Linked DNA regions of Homo sapiens: region 1 is linked to region 2. Evidence: chromatin loops called from intact Hi-C (ENCODE). Cell type or tissue: natural killer cell. All regions are shown on one strand.

Evidence for each region. Hi-C counts contacts between places; a loop is a spot of excess contacts. Peaks named below come from ENCODE experiments on the same cell type or tissue, not always from the same donor. Only the 100,000 strongest peaks of a DNase experiment are listed, where the experiment ranks them.
Region 1: it touches region 2 in a loop (5-fold over the local background); 1 of 110 quality-filtered maps calls a loop at or near these places.

What each region holds. Positions count from the first base shown.
Region 1 is chr6:40,406,283-40,411,282 of GRCh38, forward strand. The region is part of intron 2 of LRFN2 (leucine rich repeat and fibronectin type III domain containing 2); the gene reads right to left. It also overlaps the pseudogene RNU6-250P. Among named protein-coding and RNA genes, the nearest start is that of TDRG1, 30 kb to the left of the region's middle. RefSeq lists an enhancer at 3,226-3,727. In natural killer cell, no CTCF peak of the experiment used is centred here; no DNase peak of the experiment used is centred here; H3K27ac peaks cover 2,686 bases.
Region 2 is chr6:40,475,267-40,480,266 of GRCh38, forward strand. All of the region lies in intron 1 of LRFN2 (leucine rich repeat and fibronectin type III domain containing 2), which reads right to left. Among named protein-coding and RNA genes, the nearest start is that of TDRG1, 99 kb to the left of the region's middle. In natural killer cell, no CTCF peak of the experiment used is centred here; DNase peaks (open chromatin) are centred at 2,165 and 2,695; H3K27ac peaks cover 1,346 bases.

The DNA.
Region 1 (5,000 bases), 69 kb before region 2:
TGTTTGTGACTGAGGACAGAGAAGTGAATCCAGGCCTGAGGCTGGATACTGGCTCATGGATCAGGTGCACAGCCAGCTCTGCAGGCCAGCCGTCTGAGGTCTGGCAGTCTGTTTTGGTGCAGGCCACTGGGGCCAGCCTGCCCGCTGATCCAGGCACTTCTCTTGCTGACTAACCAAGGTGTCTGCTTGCTCTTCCCAGTTCTCCTCTGCCCTCACCATGCACAGATCCTAGGAACTCCAGGTTGAGAAGGACCCTGAGAGCCCCCCTGCTCATCAGCGCCTCCATAGCAGGCCCACCTGGCTGTCAGCACCCTCTGCTCACACACTTCCAGGACATGCCAGGCAGTCATCCTAGCTCTGGACAACTCTGAGTGACTCATGGGGGCCGTGGTCTGACAGACTGCGTCTTCCTCCCACCAGCCCAATGCAACCCCACAGCTGCCCAGAACAAGCCTGTTTCTTTCTTTTGGACATGTTGTTGCTTCCCATATTGTGAGGCCACTCTCTCATCCCACCTTGAAGAATTCACATTTCCATTTCCTCCAACCATTTCCTCATAGCACAGTTTCTAGTTTGCTGGCAGGCTGCCCCGTCTGATCATACCTGATCACATGTCAGTTTGTCTTTGGCCCTTCTCTTTGGGGGTTCTCAGTAGTCAGACCCTACATTGCCCCAGTCAGACATCACACTTGTGGACACCACCCCCTCCCTGGAAGTACACTGGATTCTCTAGAAGCCACATCCCACTGGTGGTCACACTGAGCAGACTGTCAATGGAGAGGCCCTGTGCTTTCCCAGGACTGCTGTTAAGCCACATTGCTTAAACAGTGTCCCCACGACTGCAGGCTCAGCCAACCCAGGCAAGCTCTTGAGCCCATGTAAGGCCTGCCTCTCTCTCTCTCATTCTGTGTATGTGTGTGTGTCCTCATTCAGGTCTCCACAGATATAGAAGTCTTCTCTATTTAATTGTATTTAATTGTCCTTAGCTTCCAGCCCCCAGGGACTGGGTTGGCATATCTTAGAGGAAAGAGTGTAGGCTTTGGACTCAGACAGAAATCTCTCTTTGAAGGCTAGTTCTGCCCCCGACCAGATGTGTGACTGTAGACCATGTGACTTTCCTCTCTCTGAACCTCTGTTTCCTCACATGTGAAATGGGAGAGTAATACTAGCCTTCTGTGGTGAGTGTGAGAAATCAAGTACAATAGGAATAAACATGTCTGCTCCCTTCCTGGGTCATCTGGTACCACAATGGCGATGACTACAATGATGCTACTTGTCATTTATCTCCTGGAGGAGCTGAGAAGAGCTTGTTCAACAACAACTCATCACTTGGAGAAAAAATGCAGAAGGTGTCAGATCAATTATACCTTGTTATAAACACAGACGTGTGCAAAGTGAAGATTCCCCACCAGCTGTGCCCAAGTCACGCTAGAACAGCCAGCAGACACCAAGTAAACACCACCTAATGATGAACCTGGTCGGACCATTCACGCCAGTTGGCAGATCCATAATTTCATGGGGGCATCACCCGGAGCAAAGCCAGCACCAGCCTCCTTGAAAATGCTATCGTATGCTCTCTTTGGCAGCATTTCCATTAAAACTGGAACCATGCAGAGGTCAGCATGGCCCCTGCAGAAAGATGACAGCAAATTTGTGAAGCATTTTATATGAAATTCTGGTACATGCTACAACTTGTGTGAATCTTGTGTGATTCCACTTATATAAAAGACCTGGAGTAGTCAAATTCATAGAGACAGAAAGTAGCAGGGTGGTTGCTGGGTGCTGGGGGGAGTGAGGAATGGGGAATTCTTATTTAGTGAGTACAGAGTTTTAGTTTGGGGTGATGAAAAAGTTCTAAAATGGATGGTGACAGTGACTGCACAACAATATGATGTATTTAGTGCCAGTGAACTGTCCACTCAAATGTGGTTAAAATGGTAAATGTTATGTATATTTTACAATAAAAAATGGCAAAAAATATCGCAAAGCCAATTCTACCAGGTGAGCAGGAAGAGGAGAGGTTGTTGGAAATAGATGTGTCACTTCAGGGAGGCTGATGAACATATGGGTGGCAGTCACCCTCGGCAGGGGCTTCTTGGTTCTATTGTCTATGGGCTTGGGTGGTCCTGTCAGATCTGGGGAAGGAGACAGCATTTGGGGAGGGGTAGAAAGAACCCCTGGCCATCTGATGCTATTCTACATGTGCCCCAATGGATGAAGAGTAGAGCAACTCCAGAGCAGAAGTTGGCAGGAATCAAATGCCTGGGAAGAAGTCGCTGAAGATCCAGCATGGTGGTTCACAGCAGCTGGGCCTGGGTTCAAATCCTGCTCTAGCAATGACTAGCTGCGTGACCCTAGGCAGATTACTTACCCTCTGCCTCAGTTAAATAGGAACACTAGTACCTACTGTGTAGGAATATAGTCAGGACTAAATGAGGTAAAGTGTGTTAAATGCTAGGGGTGCCTGGCAATAAATGAAGGAATGGTAAACACTGTATTTTGTTTCAATGCCAATGGTGAAGTCAACAGTAACACTTTGTCTTAGTTTCTTTGTATTGCTTAACAGAATACCACAGAATAATTTATATTTTTAAAAAACAGCAACAAAATTTTCTCACAGAACTGGAGGCTGGAAGCCCAAGATTAAGGTGCCAGCATTTGGTCTGATAAGGGCCTTCTTTCTGTATCCTCACATGGCAGCAGTGGAAGGGCAAGAGAGACAGAGAGCCCCCTCGGTAGCCACAAGCCCTCATGACTTTATCACCCCTTACAGGCTCCACTTCTTCATCCTATCATCCAGGATTAGGTTTTAACCTATGAATCTCAAAGAGGACACAAGCATTCAAACTATTGCACCCTTAATAAAGCAAATCTGGGTAAAATGAAGCCCTCAGTCATTTCATGGAGGGGCATTGGGGCCCCACCTTTTCCTTCAATTATAACCATCTCCCTCTGTCAGATCAGAAGCTGTATCATAAGAAGGAACCTGTATCGACCCCCAGGGTGAATTTGTGCTCTAGTGAAGAAGGTTTACTGACTGTGCCATGCCTGGTGAGTCACTTCCCATGTTTGAGCCTCGCCTTCACAGTTTTCTCACTTGCAAAATGGGTTCGTAACAGCAATCATATGGTGTCTTTGTGAAAATTAAGTACTATGATATTTGTTCAGTACAGAGTATGCTGCTGAGAGTATGTTTATGCAATAAAAAGAAGCCATGATGATGTTTGCATTTGGTATTTGAAGATCAGTTTCAAATGTTGGCCCCACCATCTGCTAGCTGAGCAATCTTGAACAAGGGATTTTGCTTCTCTGAATCTCAGCCTCCTCATCTGTCAAACGGGAATGAGAACACTACCACCTCCCCCAAAGGACCGTCTGGAAAACCTAAGACGCACATCTACTTGGACACAGTATGTAAGTGGTGAAGCATTTATAAATGTGAGGTGTCCATTTTTTATAATGGGGACAGCCAGCACTCGTGCATGAATGAGTGACCGAGAAACTTATTGACACTTCCTTGGGGGCTGTTCCAAGCTGCATGCCTGGAGGCAGACCCCCTGGTGAGAGACTAGCTGGGCATCCGGCTGCTGAGTTGCTGCATCATCCTGCCTGCTGCCTCACCCCACGGAGAGTTGCCCTTTCCACCCAGCAGTCAGGAGGAGCCCACTCAGCACTTCGCTGGGCTGTGTTTCTGCTGATTCTCCCTGGATACCTCTGTCTCTAACAAGCAGTCTGCTCAGGAAGGAATTAATTAAGGGTGGGGAGAGTGACGACCTATAGCAGGAGGTCTCAGGTGGGCAGCTGGGAAGCCCCACTCTGTCCAGCCAAGTGGAAGGTCCTGATGCACTCCCAACCCTGGAGTCAGCAGGAGGGAGGGTGGGGGAGCAGAGCCGTCCCCACCCACCAGCCATCCTCATGTCCAGGCTGGAGGATGAGGCTCTAACTCCCACTCTGTCATGACTTGTTCAGCCTTGAGCAATTCACTTTCCTTCTCTGTGCTTTTAACATTCTAGAATTTCACAAGAACATCACTGGAAGAGGGGTGATGGGAGCACGGGGGAGGCAGGAGGAAGGGGATGGGATATTGGGGTTGTGGAAGTAGGGGCAGCAGCACGTCCCTGACCCCGAAAGCACACAGGAGTTAGCATCAAAGTGACCTGGGCTCAAATCCCATCTCCACAATTTATTGACTATATCTTTACTCCCTTACTTAACTTTCCGTAGCTTTTGTCTTCTTATTTGTAAAAGCAGTTTGCAAACCCAATTTGCAGAGTTATATGAGGATCAGAAGTAATGTACACCAAGCACTGGCATACAATATATACTCAATAAATCATTTATATATATAGTGAATGCTTACATACTTTATTATTGTCTATCTTCTATTTATCTTTCTATCATCTCTTACAGACTAACACCATCCATTCCACCCACCTCGCAGCAGGACCCCTCCTGGTGGCAGAAGATGAGCCGCCTGAGGGCACAGGTAGTTTTAGGGGTTGGGGTCTCTGCCAGATGGGCAGAGGAGCCTTCCTATGGGATTTGTTCATTAGCCAGGAGCTTTAAGGTGGGGCTGGCCTAGCCTAGAGGTGCACCATCCTGATTTTGCCTGTGAATTACTAAAAGCAGCAGTGTAATTATCCTCCTTCCTCTGTCCTGCCCCAAGTCTGGGAGCAGCCAGGGCCTATGGGGACAATGAACACAGAACAGAGCCATTAATTGCACACCAGGGTCCCTGGAGGATGGCCATATGGGCCTGTCATCTTAGTGTGGAAGTAATCATGTAAATAAATCACGTGTGAGTAAATCACAGACTTATCTCATCTGTAATTTTCTGGGAGTCTCTCCAGCACTGTTTATTGAGGTGCATGGGTCTGAAGCCCCAGAAATTGGCTCACTCTCCTCCCTCTCCTGCTCCAGCTGGGGAGAGGCCATTCTGGGTGGCAGATGGGAGTGAGGCTGATGAGGAGTCGTCCCTGCTCTGCTGGGGTACATGCAGG
Region 2 (5,000 bases):
GAGAGCATCGCAGGGAAGAGAGACAAGGATGTGAGCCCAGTAGGGCCCCTGGAGGAAAAATGGAAAAGGAGGGACTTGGGGGATGGCTTGGGAGGGATTCCACTCCGTACTAGAGACAAGCACCGTCTGTATGATGCTAAGCTGTGTGTGTGCAGGCGAGGAAGGTGTGGGGAGGGCAAAACGAGGTCCCAGGCCTCAGGGGCTGGTGGGGTGTCATGAGATGTGTGCTCAAGGGGTGCACAGACAGCTTCTATAGGTTGTGCCATCAGCACTGGAAACTGAGAAGTTGTTTTTGTTTCAGTGGAAAGATATGTTATGATGTACATGGAATGGGGATGATGAGGCTGAGGAAGGGAGCCCTCATCCCTTCCCCTAAAACTAAGCTCTTCTCACAGCTGCTTTTAAAGCAATTTCACATTTCCTACTCTGTCGACTTCTCACTCTTGGCCATTCCACCTTGTACAATTCCAGGGGGCACCATGCTTGATGTAGTCCAGGCTGACAATGCTCCTGGGATGTGCTGCCTGTGAGATGGGTCTACCCTTCCCAGGTTACAGAAGAGCAAACTGAGCTTCAGAGAGGATGGGTGAATTGGCCAAGGATGCACAGCTAATTAAAGGTAGGACCTGAAAGAGCATCCAAGGATTTAGAATCCCACCCAAGTGTTTTGCCCTAGAGTGGTGGTGTGACTTTCCTTTAGTTTCTTTCCTCCTTAAAATATATATTAAAAGCTATATGTTATGGTTGCATTGGTATAAGGATGAATGTAGTCCAGGCTAGATTGTGTCTGATGGGCCCAGCGTGGCCTAGGAAGCCCCTTCCTACTGGGCTCCAGCCTGGCCTGATTCCGTTCAGCCCATGCCACAACCCTGTACCTTAGTCAGACTGGGCCTTCCATGCCCCATCCACACTCAGGGCCATGCCAGAACCTGGATTATAAAGTATGAAGGCCTTTTCCCCCTCCCCACATTTATTGAAGTTATCTGGGCTGGTGTCTGCCTTCTGTCTGCCGCTACGTTTCTCCAGACTTATCTCCTCCAAGAAACTTTCTTTGATAACACAGATGTATTAGGAGCTGCCACTAGAAATTCTCTTTGTATGAAACCGTCTTGAATTCCCTTTGAACCTGTGTCTCCCCAACCTCACTGTAAGAAAGGCAGGGCCCACATTCTCTTGTGTGTATGCATCACCACCCATCCATACTTCCAGCAATGCCTGGTGCAGAGCTGGGTACACGGGGAACCCCATAGGTGCTGAGTTAGCAGGGGTAGCCCCTAGGTCAAACTTGCTGTTTCCCATTCCCTGCTTTCCACCTGGCAAACTTGTATACACCCTTCAAAGCTCAACACTCTTGGTCTCTAGAAGCCCTCCTTTATAACTTTCCAGACAGAGTTAATCTCTCCACTTGCCTGCTCCCCTTAATTCCCAGCATAGGCTCCATGGGAAGAGGATACAATGCCTTCCTCTCATCGTCACTTTACTTGGCTGTTTCGCCACCACACTGGGGCAATCCTGAGAGCAGGCGTGACCCACAGCCCAGAACAGGCCTCGGATGTTGGTGGCCCAATGGACATCTTCTGCCCCAGTCCGGCTCACACTCACTGGCAAGTAGAATCAGGAGTGGCATCCTATTTCCAGCCTGCCTGGGCTGGACTCCAAGGAATATCTCAGGCCTGCTACAAAGTAGCTTAGGCATCTAGTTCCCCAGAGTCTCTTCCCACCTTCTCCTTTAATTAAACTCACCTTCGACTCTTGATGATCAGGAAATGGATTATCTAGGTCAGCAGTCTCCAATCCCAACCACATATTAGACTTACAAGGAGTTTTACAAAATTCAGTGCCTGGCTTCCAGCAGATCAATTACATCGGGATTTCTGGGAATGGGACCCAGAGTATTTTGGATATTTTTTAAAAGGCTCTTCAGGTGAGTCTGATGATCAGAGGGGTGGAAGTAACTCATGTTGGTGGTGGTTTTCTAATTAGAAGTGTCTGCCTTTTGTTCTCATGATGTCTTAGTTTTGGCTCATCTCCTGAGTCAAGGGCTCTCCTCGAAGGCTGGCTGGGAAGAGGTCATGGCTCCTAGAGCTGATGGGGATCTCAAGGGATGGTGACACCTGGCTGCCTGCTTTCAACAAGGTTATCTACGTTGTCTGTGGTCCCATGAGAAAACCAAAACCCAGAGAGGTTAGGTGTCTTTCACAAGGTCACACAGCCAGTGGATGGCCACAGTGAGTTATAAATCAGGTTCTTTCAATAAAGATTTGTTGGTGGGCTGGGGCAGGGGTCAAATGAGGCTCCAGAATGGCGCTGAGTGCATGTTTTCCCAGCACATCACCTGCTTTCCCAGCAGGCGCTGCAGGAATGGGCGAGAGTTAGCTCCATTTCCCTCAGTAACAATTCCCTGGTGGCCTCAGCTAAGCAGCCAGCTTTGGGCACATCCTGTCCCACTTGTCTCCTCCTAGGAAAGAGACCCCAGCTGGAAGCGCGTTCTCCCCTCCCTGCTCCTTCCAGAGTGTTTTGCTGAAAGAGCTGCAGGCAAAGCTCTTTAGCGCCATGGTGGTGAGTCATCCGTGCCCCTCTTTAGAGACCCGACGCTCCTCTCCAAGCTCGGGAAGGAGAGATGTTTAATTTATCAGACAATGCCACAAGATGTTGTTTACATGCACACCGGATGTAACACAGACGCAGCAAACCGTGAATATGGTAAACCTGTTTGTGGCTTCTCCTCCGTGTCATAATTAAAGAGACAGTTGATTGGATCACATGTGCAAAGTGGCAGCATCAGGGCGGGAAGCCACAGGGATAAGCCGGCACCAGGGGATGTAATGTCCTGTCCCCTGCTATGCCAGGACGCACCCCTGCTGCCATCCTCTTCCTCTCAGATGGAATGGCTGTGTGCCCTGCTGCCCTGTACATGCTTTCTCTTCCTGTCTCCACCCCTGAGTTGGGGTCTGAGCCCATACTCTGTGCTATCATCTTATTTGGTCCTCAGAATAACCCTAGGAGACCAATGCTATTATTGGCCCATTTTACAAATTACAAATAGACAAAAAGTGCTAATAATATTAATTGCCACCATTATCACCACCACCATGGTTAATATTTGTATATGTTTACTCTGTGCCAAGCTCTAAGCCCCTTATACATTCATTTAATCCTTGCAACAGCCCCGTAAGTACAATTAGTATCCTTATTATACACATGGGGGAAACTGAGGAACAGTGAGGTTGAGCAACTTGCCCACAGTCACACAGCTGGAAAGCAGCAGTGAGGAAATAATCCATTCACTGATGGAGTGAGAGCAACTGGAGATCCAAGGGTGAATGGTATAGACAGCCCACCCCTCACAGAGCAGGTGAATTAACCTGCTGAGTACCCCAGGGTTGGTCAGTAGCTGAGCCAGGGCTTGAGCTAGGTACTCTGGCATCCTGAATTTGGTTTCCTTCCTGTCTGACCATGCTCTCAGTCCTTTCCAATATGTGCATGTGTGTATGTGTGTGTATGCACACATGCACATATGTGTAGTGTGTGAGGCCACATTCTGAAATACATTTTCTATTGATACATTTAATTTGGAACCAGCTAGTGGTTTTGGCTATCCAGCTGATCACATGGTAGGTTTCAACAAATAAACTAAAGAAGTTAAACTGAATTGAATCTAGCACCACTCCCTTCTCTGGGCTTCTAGGGACTGGAAATGTACAAAATTATACTCTGAGGAGTTGGTATAGGCAAATAGTTGAGGCACAGGTTCGGAAATTTTGTCTGGCTTAAAACCAAGTTCCCACACATAACCAGATAGAAAGCCTTAGGCATTTGCTTCACTTCCTTGTGCCTCAGTTTTCTCATTGCAAAGGGAGATGATAATGGTTCCTACCGCAGGAGGTTAAGTGAATATTAAGCTCTTAGAATGCTTGGTACCCAGCACTCAATAAGTTACAGCTATCACCATCATCTTCATCACAATTAATAGAAGCGATGTCTCTCCCAACCTCTTGCCAAAGCACACTTGGGGAGACTCCCTGTCCTCCAGCCTAGTCATAGCAACCACCACTCAGAAGAGGGCTTCCCACTCCTGAGCTGACAGTGGCTGCAGTGCCATGGGCACTGGCCCTACAAGACAAGGCACAAGGGTTTTAGTGCCAGCTCTGACACTAGACAAGTCGCTTTCTCTCACTGGGGCCTCAGTTTCCTTATCAGTAAAATGGGGAGCAGCTAAGCTACTTCTGCTAAGTTACCACTAAGTAACTTTCTAAGATCCCTTCTGGGTCTCACTTTCTAAAATTTCCAGGAGCCTCCCTCCCGTCTCTTTCCTGCTGTGGTCCCCTTTCCTGGGAGAAGCATAATCCTGAGTGGGTTTTGCTAAAACAACGTGAAGGAAGATCCTCAATTTCTAGATAAGCAAGCTGAGACTCAGCAGGAATCCAGCCAAGTTCGTGGCAGGACTGGCTTGGGGCTCAGGGCCGCTGGCTCCCCTGTCGTCACCACAGAGCCCACCTACAAGGCATGGGCTCCATTTGGGGGTTTGAAGACCATGCCAGGATGGAGCCTGGGCCACGTTCCTCCTTCTCTCCAGCACGCAAGGCCCTGCCAGCCCTAAGAATCTGTGCTGCTGTGAAATAAGTTTGGAAAAAATAATTTTGGCTTAAAGCCTGTTATTTTTTTCTAAGGCCTACTTCTAGGAAAATGTCAAGGATTCCTGAGAATTGATGTTTGAATGCAGACACGAATCTATTTCCCCTTTTCACGTCTTTATACGAAATCCTCATGGCCTAGTAGGAAGGATAAAAGTGAACACTGATTTAATGCTTGTTGTATACCAGGCTTTCTTCTAAGAACTTTGCATATATTAACTTATTTACTCTTTATACAGCACTGGGTATTATTATCCCTGTTTCTCAGATGAGGAAATGGAGGCCAGATGGCTCCATTTACATGGCTAGATATTGATGAAGCTGGGATTTGGTTCCACTTGTCTGGCCAGGAGTTCAGTTCAGGCT